Regions from separate parts of the Homo sapiens genome. Here region 2 is linked to region 1. Evidence: read pairs that join two places in POLR2A ChIA-PET (ENCODE). Cell type or tissue: GM12878. All regions are shown on one strand. Links, peaks and the distances in the headings refer to the core of each region. The heading gives the core; the rest is flanking DNA. Region 1 overlaps USP24 (ubiquitin specific peptidase 24). Region 2 has its middle 30 kb from the start of MIR4422.

What was found. Peaks named below come from ENCODE experiments on the same cell type or tissue, not always from the same donor. Only the 100,000 strongest peaks of a DNase experiment are listed, where the experiment ranks them.
Region 2: POLR2A ChIA-PET joins it to region 1 with 8 read pairs; 4 of 35 experiments call an interaction of 5 or more read pairs at or near these places.

What each region holds. Positions count from the first base shown.
Region 1 is chr1:55,168,807-55,178,178 of GRCh38, forward strand. It overlaps USP24 (ubiquitin specific peptidase 24), which reads right to left. Exons shown (of 68, transcript NM_015306.3): 2 at 9,161-9,326; 3 at 7,570-7,637; 4 at 3,571-3,714; 5 at 2,750-2,872. Among named protein-coding and RNA genes, the nearest start is that of USP24, 42 kb to the right of the region's middle. In GM12878, for the core only: no CTCF peak of the experiment used is centred there; no DNase peak of the experiment used is centred there.
Region 2 is chr1:55,252,123-55,258,577 of GRCh38, forward strand. No RefSeq gene overlaps it. Among named protein-coding and RNA genes, the nearest start is that of MIR4422, 30 kb to the left of the region's middle. In GM12878, for the core only: no CTCF peak of the experiment used is centred there; DNase peaks (open chromatin) are centred at 4,149 and 6,059; H3K27ac peaks cover 2,110 bases.

The DNA of each region.
Region 1 (9,372 bases), core at 4,002-8,001:
TTTATTCTAAAATGGTCACAAACTGTAGTGCTTCCAGGCACTTACCAAAAAGTACATCCTTTTTGGAAGAAAGAACTTTCAACTTAAGCCTCAAACTGCCCCCTCCTAGATTAAATGCTAAGAAATATGAGTTCACAGAAAAATGAACAAACAAATAAGTATACATATATTTCCATACACCTACATACATACACAAAGCAAGTGAGTAAAAGCCAGCAGAATCAGACTTGTAAATATCAGGCACAGAATATAAAGTAAGCATTAAACAAATTAGGGCTTGAAAATATGAGTTAAGAACATGAGACAATACAAAATGAAACAGTCAAAAAAACAAAATTTATATAAATTAAAAATTCAGTAACCAAAATTAAAGACTTAAATAAACAAGTTAAACAGCAAAGTAGATATAAATTTAAAAAAAATCCGTGAATTGTACTACTATAGATCTGGAAAAAAGTTATCACAATTGCAACACAAGGAGACAAAAAAATGGAAAATGTGAAAAGGTGTTAAGGGTCACAGAGGACAGAATGAGTCAGTCTAACATGTATCCAATCAAGTTTCAGAAGAAGAGAGACTAATGGGGAAGAGGGAATATTTTAAAAGATAAAGGCTGAGAAATTTCCAGAATTGATGTAAGACATTAACCATAGATTCAGAAGCCCAATGAATCTGAAGCAAAATAAATAAAAAGAATACCATGGTTAATCACATTACAATCAAATTTACAAACATTAAAGAGAAAGAAAAGATTTCAAAATACAGCCATGGAGGAGAGAGAGACTTCTAATAGAAGAACCACAGTCAGATCAATAGCCAACTTCTCCACAGCAATAATCAAAGCCACAAGACAGTGAAATGGTATCTTTAATATTCTGAGAGAAAAGAAATATCATCTAGACTTTTGAACCCAGTGAAAATACATACTTCAAGGAATGGGAAATAAAGTAAAGTTCAGGCCATCAAAAACCAAGACTTACCCACAAACAGAACCTTACTAAAGGATTCTTTATAGAATGCACTATCAACTTTACCGGGTAAAAAATGATAGGAGGGGACTAAGACAATGCACAAGTAAAATAAAGAGGTAATGAATCATTTAAGAGGGGAGCGAGCACATGCAACATTCTAAGGTCTTTATGTACTGCTCAAGGAGGAGAAAGATACTAGTGAAATTTAGATTTTGTTTAGTAAGTTAACATTTTAGGATAACCACTGAAAGAATAACTGAGAGGGAGGACATGGAATCTTCAGGAGGTCTGGTTGGGAAGGGGAGCAGAGGACCATACAGAGGGATATGATATTAAAGGCAGAATATTTAAAGATGGGAAATACTACATCATGTTGCATACAAGAGTAACAATCCCAACAGTGAGGGAAAGATTGAGGATACCAAAGAAAAAATAGAAAGCTGAAGGAGGAATATGCTTGAGAAGGCAAGAGAAGAGGGGATCTAGAGGAGAGAGAATTCCTTTGTGGTAATGAGAGGAAACACAAAGACTGCACCTTTCTGGGTCTCAGTGGATGCATACGTAAAGTGAAAAAAAGAGAATGAACATCTGCTGAGCGCTCACTAGAGTGAACCACCACGTTCAGTATTTCTATGTGTATTTGTCACTTGATCTTCACAACACATCTGAAGAGAAGAGTTTAGCATTTGGGGAGGCAATACTGCATATGGTTAAAGAACATAGACTAGCTGCCTGCATGGGTTCTCCCTGTAACTAGGTATGTGGACTTGGGCAAGTACTTCACTTCTGTCTGTTTCAGTTCTCACCTATGAAATGGGGGTAAAAATAGTACCCAACTCAAAGAGCCATTGTGGGGATTAAATTCCAAAGTACATATTCACTGTCCTTTCCACTCAGCTTTTTCCTCCTCTCTGGGGAACTGTCTGACTCCTCAAGGTGGCAATAACTACCCCTTCCCCTGGATTCTATGTACAGTACATATTATTATAATTCCACCTACTATTTATTATGCTGTCATTTTTTTGTTTTCGTATTTCCTCCACTATACTACAAGCTAGTAATCACATCTTATTACTGTTTATATTAAAAGACAGGACTGTGTACTTATGTTTATACCTCAAACTTAGAATAATGCCAGACACATAGTAAATGTTAAATAAATGATTGCTGACCTAAACCTCTGCTTCCACTAAAGCAATGAACCAGTTTTCTATTGATTAAACTCAACTTCTTTCAACTGTTTCTGAAACCAAACAGTGTTTTAACTAAAGGACTGTTTAGATTATCTACTTCTTGTGAGTATACTCTTATTGGCAGACTGTAGTCTTTTGATATAAAATATACTGGTTCCAGGCCTGAAAAAGCAAGTTTTAATGCATATGAAGTTCAAAAGAAAATATATATGAGATTAAGTACTAGATTATTTTTTCTAGGTACAAGTAATCATTTTAAATGCTATAGTCTCTCAACTCTCTCTAAGAAACTGGAACACCAATTAAACTGGGGTTCTGATAATCTAATAGATGACGCTAAAGACATTTCTCATTTTACTAAACATCATTTCAAACCTATAAAATTCTTCATGATATTAGTTAAGAGCTATGGAAAAATTATGCACTGTCTGAAAAAAAATGTAGGCAATTTTATGAGCCAGATGGGATATTTGTCATTTTTCAGATTGTTTTAATCCTCCCATGTAACTTGTCTTTTTTATAGCACAGAAAATCTTCTTTTTCAATACATTTTTCTATAAAAAGATGAAACTAAATGATGTTTACCTTTTGGAAAGTCGATACAGGTGAAACAGCAAACATATTTCCCTCTCCAAACACTTCTGCCCAATTCCTTTGAGACACTTTCATTCTGTTTTTAAAATGGTATTCATTATCAGGATTGAAAGCCTAGATTCAAAGAGAACAGAGAAACATTATTATCTATTTCTATAGCAACACATATTAGCATTAGAAAAGAAGATAAAAATATAGCCTTTGACTCCCCTCATTAATGGGATCTTTCAAGAATACACCGAAAGCATACGCCTTAGCTAGTGCAAAAGTGCTAAGAATTAATGTGCTATTCTCCTGTCCTGTTCAGTGTTCACTGTGAAGGAAGAGGAGGAGGTAACAGGATAAGAGGTCTGACTCAAGGCAGTGTGATGCCAATGCCCCAAGTGTGCTAGGGCTACCGGGGATGAGATGAGGAACAGAGGCACTGAGGGCAGAAGTCAGGAGGGGAAAATATGAGGGTCCCTTCTTCATGCAGCTACTGTTACCTGTTGGGGGAAAAGGCCAGAAACCAAACTCCATCTACATGAACACTCCATATGAAAGTATTTAAGACATGAATAATCGGGGAGAGGTAAGAGAAAGGCATTTAATCATTCCGTAAGTTGAAAAACCCATTAAAATTAGAAAAGCACTTCTTTCAAACTGAGAACACAAGATGGTTGCTCTGCTTTTAAAATAAAGACAAAGGATCCTAACAGCTAATATCCTTAACGATAAAATTATTATCACTCATTATTAATTACAAGTCAGAGAACAGCAAGTATTTTAAACAAAATCAAAACACAAAGTACTTAATTTTAGAGATACTATACCATTGTAAGCACACCCAGGAGACCAGTGGGAATTGGATCTTGTTTTATTCTCTCTGCGACCAGTTCTATTAATAGCATCAACATGTTGTAAATTCCTTCATGAATTTCAGTACCCCACTTGTGAACAGCACTTGATGTCAGGAGCTATAAAAACATAAAGGGCAATCTAGAGTCTAACTTGAAAAAAGAAAATAAATCTACAGTTTATCAAGTCCATCTCAAATAAGTGAGAGATTATGATGAAAATACTTTTTTATGTAGATGATTGGCTTTTAAAAGACCCATAGCTGTAGTTCATCTACTTGCCCATTTATTTCAAAGTCAATACAGAGTTTTGCTTTTGAATTTTAATTCTCTTGCATGAAAGCACTTTGTTTAAAAGAAAAATTTTATTTGGTCCTCTACTTTTCATAATTACAAGGGTAGGTCAAATGGTGCCGAGCAAGGTAAAAACCTGAGATCAATTCCAGTATTACTGTTTTCTAGCTGTGTGGCCTTGAACAAATTTACCTGAGTTCTCAACGGCTCAGTTCTCTTATCTCTAAAGAGGCATAACTCTTACCTACTTCATACAAATGTTATGAGGATTAAAAGATATAACAAATATAAAAGCATTTTATAAATGGTAAGGCATTATTAATATATCTTGATGGCTGGCTGTCCATATTAATATTTCTGGAACCTAAGAAATGAATGCTGTATTGCACGGATTCTAACATACATATCCTTTTAATATTTTTTAACATCTCAGAAATAGGATAATTTTTTTCTACCTGTTGACTAGATGACAGCAGGACTCAGAATGTGAAAAAAAATCTTAGAAATATCTTAACAGTTTATTTGGCTTACATTTTCCTTTTTGGTATGTACAAAATAATATTTTTTTTTAATTGTTTAAGCAAATCTAAATTAGCTCTAAGTTTTAAGACATTAAACTGTTTACTTTGTAGCTATGTTTCTTAAACATAAAACATCAAATATAAAACAATGGTACAAATCTTATAATTAGATACTTTCTTAGATTCCTTAAAAAGTAGAGAAATTGAATGCCCTTAATTCTCAGTCTTCTGGTCTTTGGGGAAGTGTAGAACAAGTGCCAGAACAAGAAATGAAAAATCAAAGGATTTCACTTAAATTGGTATGGTGGTTTCATGTTTTTGTAAGATTTTTCAAAGGGAAAATACTATGCAACAAATATTCAAAGGGAAAATACTATACAACAAAAATTTCATCTTGGCTTCACTGAGAACCTCTTTAAAAAGAGCAGGCTGGAAGAGCCCAAACTGTAATAGCTGCAGAGAAAAACCTCGGTTCCAGATTTTCTAAATACTAATTAGCCGCACTACTTGCTCAAATTAGCAGAAGTCATAAGACTGATTTTATGTAAACCAGTAAGTTACTATTTTTTGCAGAATTTTTTTTGCCTGACTATATATTCCTCCTATAGTTAAAAATTAAATAATAAAGCAAAACAAAGCAGAGATTACCAATTAAGAAGCTTCAAGTGACTACAAAATAAAAATGTATGTGGATTAAGCAGCAATCCCTCTGGCACCATTCCATTTGCTCATTTTTCACTTTGAAAATGCAATTCTGCCTACATTCTAGAAGAGATAGGGAAAGGCAGGCAGTACCTTGTGAAGAAGATGCACACAAGGTTTAAACATAACCATGCACTATGGTCAAACCTGAATTATCTTCTCTGCCTGAATACACTAGTAAAAATCCAGGCTAGCCTGAAGGTAAAAGGTGAAGAAGGTGGAAATGACAACAAAGCTCCTTTGTGCACCTTATTTATGTAATCACATATCATTCATACCCTTACTTCTAAAAGAAAATGTGTGACAGCTCGTGAGAAAAGCCTGGGGAATTGGGGAGAGGGATGGTCATCGAACCGAGAAACACAGCTAGGTAAGTAGTACCAATTATATCAAATCCTACTGAGTTTTCTGGCAGACAAGCCTAAAGGCACACAGAACTCTAGCTCTTCTGATTTAATAAAAGAAAGTATGCCTAATTGACGGGGAGGAGAACCTTTTTAATAGCTCTAAAGTGCAAAAGAATTTAATATTTTTACTTTAACAAAACTGAATAATATAAGGCATGGTACCTTTGTACTCACAGTTTTACAGAAAAATGACCAACCATGTGACCATTTATTATACTGCTCCTAACAGCTGAAGGCATGAGACAAAACAGTTTTCTGAAGTATCTCTGTACAGAGTTAGAGTATTATATTCCAAATATGCAACTTGCTGGTGAATGGACTGGATACACGGATTTCTGGATCTGGAGATCCTCAACCTTGAATAAGTCCTTTTCCACAACTCTGAATACACTTTTCCTTTTAAGTTTATGCATCCACTGTGATGTGTGTCACAGTATGTTACAATATAACAATTTTGCTATTTTTATTTTACTTTTTTTAAATTTTGTAGAGACAGGGGTCTCACATGTTGCCCAGGCTGGTCTGAAACTCCTGGCCTCAAGATGTCCTCCCGCTTTTGGCCTCACAAAGTGCTGGGATTATAGTGCGAAGCACTGGGCCTAGCCAATTTTGGATTTTTTAAAAGCTGCTGTAATTCTTAAAAGCTTAAAATTATTTTAAACTACAAACTGATGGATGAGCTAATCTAAAATGAAGATAAATCTTCATTTCATATAATCTTTGCCCAAATGACAATTTGAAAAGATTTCTCCATTTTTTAAAAAATGAAGCTACTTTTGCTTCTAAAATTAATTATATATATATTTTTTAAGGCTTGAATCAAGGGAGATTCTGCCTACCAAAATGCAACTGGGAATAACTATTTGCAAATGAACTCTTTGTTTTACTGGGTCTCTTTTTTTTTTTTTTTTTTTTTTTTTGAGACGGAGCCTCGCACTGTCACGCGGGCTGGAGTGCAATGGTGTGATCTTGGCTCACTGCAACCTCCACCTCCCGGGTTCAACAGATTCTCCTGCCTCAGCCTCCTGCGTAGCTGGGATTATAGGTGCCCACCACCAGGCCCAGCTAATTTTTTGCATTTTTAGTAGAGATAGGGTTTCACTATGTTGGCCAGGCTGGTCTTGAACTCCTAACCTTGTGATCTGCCTGCCTTGGCCTCCCAAGGTGCTGGGATTACAGGCGTGAGCAATTGCACCCGGCCTTAACTGGGTCTTAAGATAAACGCAAACATTACCCATCTGTAGTTCTAGTGACTTATTTACATATTGGACAAAAATGGGTGTCAAAATCCAGCAGTTAAGCCAGCAAAAGAATCATTCATTGCAACTTTTCTGAGCTCTTTCTATGAGCTAGGCACTTAGTTATATGCTGGGGGAAAGGGCAGTATGTTAACAGACACAGTCCTTGCTCTAATGAGGATTCAAGGCTCATCTGCTAAAAAGGGAGGCTGATTCAGTCTGTTTTTAGAAACACAATTCTTGTGATCTCCCATTCCCATTGTTAAGAAACACTGCTTTCTAAGAGATGTGACCCAAATGGAAGTAGGCATATCACTCTGGCTCTAATAGAGATGGTGCCTTATGCATGTCAGTGAGAATACCTAGTCAATCTTTTAGTAGTTTAAAATGTCTTCTCCTGTCTCACACACTTAAAATGGCTCATATTTTGATAAGTGTATACTGTCTTTCTAAGTGCCACAAGCCTTTGTTTACTAATATGTGCAATATCCTAGTATAATTAAGTCTTAATCTATTAAGTCTAGTATAATTAAGTCTTAATCTATTCTTTAGCAATTAAATAGTAGGAAGTATTTATTATTAATAAAAGTTATATTTAACCAAAGACACATACAGACAATATAAAAGAAGTAAATCATTTATAAGCCCCAAATTCAGAGTTCCGTTTTTCATATTAGAGGATTCCTCAGTTAAACAAGATTCATAAACTGGTCTTATACATAAAAAACTAAAATTAAAACAAAAAGCTTCTCTTCCTTCACCCTGCCCCCACCCCGACACACACAAAATATCACAGCAGCACATTTTTCTTACCTTTTTAAATGCTTCAGGCATACACCTGTCCATAAACCTTCTACAATTCTCATCAGACTCGGAAAGACCTTAGTAAAATGCATGAAATAATATACTTTATTTAAGTCAGACTCAGAAAGACCTTAGTAAAATGAATGAAATAATACACGTTATTTAGGTCTTTGGTAGTTCGTAAAAATCATATACATCATTCTAAATCCATACATATGGAACTATGTCATAGGAACCTTAGTTCTTACGAAATTATTAAAAGTAGAATATATACCTTTGATGAAGGAAAGGCTGAGAAATAACCATAGCATTAGATTAAATAAATACCAATTGAACTGAAATGATTGAACTTACATTTCCATGTCAGAGTAACTTCAATGATCTGATTAAATAGCTAATAAAACACCAACAGCAGCTACTTACTAGCCATTATTATTTCCCTAAAAAGTTCTATAGAAACACAAATATTTTCTAATCCCAGAACTTTGGGAGGCCGAGGCAAGAGGATCACTTGAGCCCAAGAGTTTGAGACCAGCCTGGGCGACACAGTGAAACCCCGTCCCTACAAAAAATAAAAAGCTGGGTGTGGTGGTGCTTGCCTGTTGTCCCGGCTACTTGGGAGGCTGAGGTAGGAGGATCACTTAAGCCTGGGAGGTTGAGGCTGCAGTGAGACATGACTACGCCATTGCACTGCAGCCTAAGCAACCCTGTCTCAAAAATCAAAAACCAAAAAAAAAAAAACAACAAAAACAAAAACAAAAACCAAAAAACCACACAAATATTTGCAATAAATGCCTAAATTACTCTTCTTCCCTAAAACAAACCAATGAACTCCATTACACAGATTTGTGTCTGGCACAATTCACATAGTAAGTGATAAATACTTGCTAAGTTAATGAATAAGTTCCCTGTAAAATCATCTTTTGGAAAAAGTACATTTCTTTATTAAACTCAATAATAGGTTTTGCTTATCATTGGGAATACTGCTAAACACACTCTCTTTTTTTCAGACCCACTGCCTAGCATAGTACCTAGATCCTAACAGGTGCTCAATAAATGCTACTGCTGAGAAGCCAGTCAGAAATACACCATATTCTGGCCATATTCATTTCATAACTGAATTCAATATGAAAAAATAAGTTATTTTCTCTTTTTTTAGTACAGGTGTTCATACTGACACCCACTCTTCCAACCTATTGATATTTTATTATTTTAATAGCTTGATATTTATAAAGCTTAAAACAATGTCAGGTACTTAATAAGCACAAGTTTGTTAAATAAATATAACTTTCTTCTCTTAAAAAAAAAGCTGTTGAATTGATGAGCCTTAATTTAAAGTACTCCAAGCTTCTGTGGAAAAAGTTAATTTCAATTTCCATTAAGCTTTTCAATTATATTTTAAATAATCTTATACTCTATCAAAGGTAGAAGAAAACAATTAATTTGGTTCAAAGCTTTTCTTCTGCAGGAGATAAGTGAAGACTAAGAGAATAAATGATCTGTCCAATAACACACAGCTAGGCAACAACAAAGGCTAAGATTAAACTCAGGCCTTCTATGAAACAAATGTCCTCATGTGTTCTAAGGTCTGAAAACTTACCAAGTCTTGCTAGGTAGGTAGATGCCAACAGGCATTTGCCTAGTGATTCTTCTCGCTTGTAAGGGATGGACCAATGATCAGTCAAAACACGGCTTTCCAGTTCATATAAATTTGTTGTAGGGAATTCAATTCCTTCCCCTGAGCAGTTTCCATTCTCATCATTCTTCTGACGAAAAGGGATTAAGATAAAAAGCAAATAAAACTAATTAGTG
Region 2 (6,455 bases), core at 2,456-6,455, 82 kb after region 1:
GCTGATCTCGAACTCCTGAGGTCAAGTGATCCAACCCGCCCTGGCCTCCCAAGGTGCTGGGATTACAGGTGTGAGCCACCCTACCCAGCCCTCAACTGTTCTTCCTAATACACTGTGTCCAGCCAAATGAAGTTGCTTTGCTCTTCCTGTGTGTTTAGTGATGCTCTTCCCTAAAGACAGTCCCCTCTTTAATGCCTTCTGTCTCACTTCTGTATGTCCCAAACCTATTTCTCCTTAAAGTCTGGCTCAAATAAAAATAATACTACTAATGAACAGAAAAGTTAAGCAATTTACCCAAGGTCTCACGACTCTTATGCCAGTAGTAGAGGCAGACTTTGGGCCCAGGCTGTCAGATACCAGTGTCTACACTCTACAATGTCCACACTACAACACTAGGCTATGCTACCTACTTGTGTAACTGCCTCTACAAATTCCACCATCTTCATGAAGCTTAGCAGATCTCTCTTAGAACACCCTCTTCTACCTTTGAATTCTATGTCCCCCACTTACAAAGCTTTTCTAATGAGACATGTATCTTTCCACATGATATTAGAATCATTTGGTTACTGGTCTCATCTCCCTGCTAAACTGGATGTTTAATAAGTGCTATTTATTTCATAACACTCTTCTTGATACCTTGCATAACCTATTGTGCTCAAGAATATTTATTCAGCATATTATTTTAAAATGCAAATCTGATTATGTCTCTCCTCTGTTTAAAATGTTCCATTTCCTTTAAGATAAAAACTGAAACTTTCAATGTAGCAAGAAGTTCCTGAGCAATGAGTTTCCCACCCTGCTAGTCTCACTTTACCATTGCCCCTAGCTCATTGCTGTCCAGCTATCAGTGGCTTTTTGTCCACTCTTCAAGCCACCAACCCCCCTCAGGACCTTCTCACCGGCTCTCCCTCTCCCTGGAAGGCTGGGTTCTCTTTCCCCACATTGACCTTGGCTCCCTCCTGTCATGACTGTTCTGATGACCTCCCCTTGTTACTTTGCCTCCAGGCACCACTGCCCTTCTCAGGAATGGATGTGTAACATTCTGGCCAGGTGTGACCAGTCCTGTGAGAGGGGACCCACCTGGGGGCCCTGGCTCTGCCCTCACTTTCCAAGTGGGAAATCCAGGCTGGCTGACACTTAGGGATCTGGGCCCGACCTCTGTAGGGGCCGCTGGGGCAACAAAGGCTGCTTGTCCAGTCCAGCTCACCCTGTCGTAGAGGAGGCGAGCTCTGACTCCATGCCAGAGATTGATCCTGACAGTGGCATTTTCTAAAGGGACTTGTACCCTTCGTCTCTCCTTGGCTCATATATTTTGGCTGCCAGCAGGCCTGACTCAAAGCCATCTTGGCAAAGAAAAATTTTTATAGCCTGGTTGGTTTAATTTTGTTTTCTCCCCACCTAATCCCGGGCAGAAATATCTCCAAACAGCTTTTATATTATCGGAGATAGGATGGGGGAACTATGCAGAGGAGGAAAGGGATCAAGACAAGGACATCTAAGTTGGAAATGGGTTATTTCTTTATTTAAAAATAATATATGCTGGGCTTGGTGGCTCACACCTGTAATCCCAGCAATTTGGGAGGCTGTGGCGGGATGGATTGCTTGAGCCCAGGAGTTTGAGACCAGCCTGGGCAACATAGTGAGACTCTGTCTCTATAAAAAATTAAAAAATATGTGTTAGTTTTATAATAGTTGGTAACATTTACTAAACATCTACTAGGTCCCGGGTATTGTACTGGGAATTTGTACATATGTTAGTTCATTTAATTTTCCTAATTATAGCCCTTTGAGTTAGGTCCTATTATTAGTCCCACTTCATAGATTAAAAGGTTGAGATTTTGGTAGGTTAAAAAACTTGCCCAAGCTTACTAAGTAGCACAGGTGGGCTTATAGCTGAAGATACGGGAATGCTTGCTGAATTTTCTGCTGTGGGAATGAGAATATCAAATTACATTATGGTTTTGAGGGCAGGGGTCCAGCCAAGAATGATCGTCAAAACAGCAGATTCCAGAAAGATTCAAGTGTGAACCCTGATATTCCCCAGGTGTCCACGTTATATTTTACTTAATAAAAAGTAATCACTGTAATCAGTAATGGATGGTTATTCTAGTTTACTAGGAAGCAGCCTGGTGCAAAGGAGAGAACATGAGCTTTGAAGTCATATAGACCTTGGTTTGAAACTGAACTCAGACTCTTCTTTTTGTTTGTTTGTTTATTTGTTTTTGAGACAGGGTCTCGCTCTGTTGCCCAGGCTGGAGTACAGTGGCATGATCTCGGCTCACTGCAACCTCCGCCTCCCAGGCTCAAGCGATTCTCCTGCCTCAGCCTCCTGAGTAGCTGGGATTACAGGCGCATGCCACTACCGCCTGGCTAATTTTTGTATTTTTAGTAGAGATGGGGTTTCACCATGTTGGCGAGGCTGGTCTTAAACTCCTAACCTCAAATGACCCACCCACCTCGGCCTCCCAATGTGCTGGGATTATTATTAGGTGTGAGCCACCAGGCCCGGCCTGAACTCAGACTCTTCTATCTGTGCAGCCCAGTACAATTTATGTAATATCACAGTGAGTCAGTTTTCTCATCTTTAAAATGGTACTGTGATTCATAACTTGTAGGGATGCAAAGATTAAGCTGGAAAACACAGCGAAGCTTCCTGCACTATGCCTGGCATGTAAACAGTGACCAATAAATGGTAGGGATGTTCCAATAACATTATTAGCCTCCCTCTAATATGTTATTGTTGGGAGATGATTCTACTATTAATATTTGCACTAAGGTATGCCATCTCTTGGAAGCCCTACTAAAAGAAAATGCCATAGATGGGAAACACATTAAACTATGATCAGTCTGAATTATTAAGTGTTTTTTTTTTTTGAGACGGAGTCTTGCTCTGTTGCCCAGGCTGGAGTGCAGTGGCATGATCTCGGTTCACTGCAATCTCCGCTTCCTGGGTTCGAGTGATTCTCCTGCCTTATCCTCCTGAGTAGCTGGGATTACAGATGCCTGCCACCATGCCCGGCTAATTTTTGTATTTTTAGTAAAGATGGGGTTTCGCCATGTTGGCCAGGCTGGTCTCGAACTCTCAACCTCAGGTGATCCGCCCGCCTTAGCCTCCCAAAGTGCTGGGGTTACAGGCATGAGCCACAGTGCCTAGGCATTAAGTCTTAATTAATAATTAAGCTACACAGATGGGCCTCAACTTACAATGGTTCAAGTTACGATTTTTTGACTTTATGATGGTGTGAAAGCCACATGCGTCTGGTAGAAACCATACTTCAGATATTGGATTTTGATCTTTTCCTGGGCTAGTGATACGAGGTAGGGTACTCTCTTGCAATGCCGGGCAGCAGAAGTGAGCCACAGCTCCCAGTCAGCCATGGAATCACAGGGGTAAAACAATACTTTACTGCATATGGTGTTGCCAACGTTTTTTGAATATTGTGTTTTCACATCTTATCATGTCTATAAAATACCCACCTGCAAACAGTATTTAACATTTATTATAAAATAGGCTTCGTGTTTGATGAGTTTGCCTAACTATAGGGTAATGTAAGTGTTCTGAGCATGTTTAAGGTAGGCCAGGCTAAGCTATGATGTTTGGTATGTGGGGTGTATTAAATCCATTTCAGTTTAGGATATTTTCAACTTAGGATGGGTTTATCTGGATGTAAGCTGAGCAGCATCTTTTTATTGTGCAAGCTTTCTGGAAAGTAAGATGGCAACTTACAGAAAAAATAAAAGGCCTTAAATTAGTAATAGTAACAACAGCTGCCTCCATTTAGTGACGGCCTATTATGGTTTCATGTCTTTTATTTTATTGTTAATCCTTGTAACTACCTTATGGGAATGATACTATTATCATTTGCTTTATGAGGTTTACGAAGAGATTAAGCAAATGTTTAAAGCCACCCGACAGTAAGTGGTGAAGTCAGGCCTCACTCCAATGTCTGTGTTTGCTTCATTAAGCCCTTCTGTTGTCAGGCCTGGCAGTCCCACTTTTGGGAAAATATCCTAAGCAAATAATTTGAAAAGAAAAGAAGGTCATTTGTCAAAACAAAACAAAAACCAGAAATATTTATAGCTCTGTAATGTTCATCACCCAGCCCTATGACCTCAAATTGGAAGGTGGAATGGCAAGCTCCCACACATTAACACAAGATGGCAAGCATCAAAAGACAAATGCATGAATTACATCGGTAGAGAACATCTGAAGCTACACTTAATAAAAAGGATGGGATCCAAAATAGCACCAAAAAGAATATGTATACACTTCTCAAAAGTTAGGTGAAATTGATGTCTGTATGCTAGTAAGAATCAGAAGTATTTATAGAGGTATGCAAATGATTAGTAGATGAAGCTTCCTTCCTTGCTGTTGTATTTTTGGGCAGAGCAGTTTAAATATTGTAGTCAATAAAAAAAGAAAAAGAAAAGAAGTATACCGAATCAAGTTTAAAAAAAGGAGATTTTTTTTTAAACTCTAGAATAAAGTGGTAAAACCAGCTTCTTTAAAACACTAAAACAAAAAGTAATTACTATCTTAAAGAGGGATTTATTTATTTACTTATTTATTTGAGATGAAGTGTTGCTCTGTCACCCAGGTTGGTGTGCGGTGGTGTGATCCTGGCTCACTGCAACCTCTGCCTCCCAGGTTCAAGCGATTCTCTTGCCTCAGCCTCGCAGTTAGCTGGGGCTACAGGCATGAGCCACCATGCTGGCCTAATTTTTTGTATTTTTAGTAGAGGCAGGGTTTCACCATGCTGGCCAGGCTGGTCTTGCACTCTTGAGCTCACTTGGGAGCATTGGCCTCCCAAAGTGCTGGGATTACAAGCATGAGCCACCGCACCTGACCGGCCAGGTTTATTTATTATAGTGTTCCTTTACTTAGAAGATGAGAGCTCTTAGGGGTGTACTAGGATAGCGATAGAGGGGCTCTAAATTTTCAGTATATTTCATAAAACATGATGGACATTATATACTTTAACTGCATATTTAAGCACCTTGGCAATAGTTTGATATAACAAAAGGATAGAAGGTCTTGGGCTCTGTTACCAGGTTACCTGGGTTTTTTTTTTTTTTTTTTGAAACAGAGTCTTTCTCTTTTGCCCAGGCTGGAGTGCAATAGCATGATCTCAGCTCAATGCAACCTCTGCCTCCAGGGTTGAAGTGATTCTCCTACCTCAGCCTCCTGAGTAGCTGGGATACGGGCCCCCCACCACCATGCCCGACTAAGTTTTGTATTTTTAGTAGATATGGGGTTTCACCATGTTGGCCAGGCTGGTCTCGAATTTCAGACCTCAGGTGATCTGCCCACCTCAGCCTCCCAAAGTACTGAGATTACAGGTGTGAGCCACCATGCCCAGCTACCTGGGTTTTAATTCTAGCTTGTTACCTAGTTGCACAGAAGGGAAGCTAAGCCCTTCTGTGGCCTTGTTTGTAAAATGGGGATAATAATAATGCCTACCTCAATGGATTGCTACCTAGCACATGATAAGGTTTCCATAAACATTAGCTACTATTAAGCCACAAAGCTGCATTGTTTTGACCTGGAATTATATCAGTTCAGCATGAATTTTATCTCAAGCAAATCAGAAGTATTGACAATTGTACAAGCTTCTGATTGCTAAAATATGGAGAAATAAATCAACCATGAGCCAATGCACTTTGATCAATAAAATCTTTGAAAATTATAGGAGAGAGGAAGAAGAGAGGGAAGGATAAATGACAGGGATCCTTGGTGATAAAATCTGAGGATGAATACACAAGATAGATATGTTTTGATAAGGACAAGAGGAGCAGGAGGCCTGGGCAGAGAACAGAAGTGAAAGCTGAAGCCATGACAAGCTTTTGCCAGAATCAGAGAGAGAGGGTCAATTTGTTGAAGTCTGGCTTCTCCTGAAGACAAATCATTGTCCTCCTGTACTCTTGGTGCTTTGGTTAGATCGCAACACCTGAACCCACACCAGGACTTGTAGGGGTGAAAATGTGTTTCAGAAAGCATCTATGCAACCTAGATGCCAGCTGGGGCTCCCCCTCCCTGGGAAGTCTGGTTAACCTCGACCTGAACCCAAACACCACAGCCTGTGACGTCACAAGTCCTCTTTGCAATTTCTCTCTTGCTCTGATCTCTTCCTCCACCTCACTGCTTTGTGCTCCCTGCCCCAAGTCAATTCTGAGGCAAAGTTCTGCCCTTCCACCAAGTTCTACAAAACCCACATGCACCAATTCTTTTGTGAGCTTAGTTTGCTGCTGAAGATGGCTGGGGCAGATGTTGCAGGTTGGGGGTCCCAGCCACAGAGCTTTCTGCCTTCTCCCAGTTCCATTTCCTCCATTTTTCTGGTCTCTTTCTCTTTCCTCCCTCTGGCCCCAACACAAGTGCCTCCCCTGCCTCACATAGGAGAGACATTCCAACCCAACCACTTAATGTATTTTGCCAACTAAGAGAGTTTACTCATCCT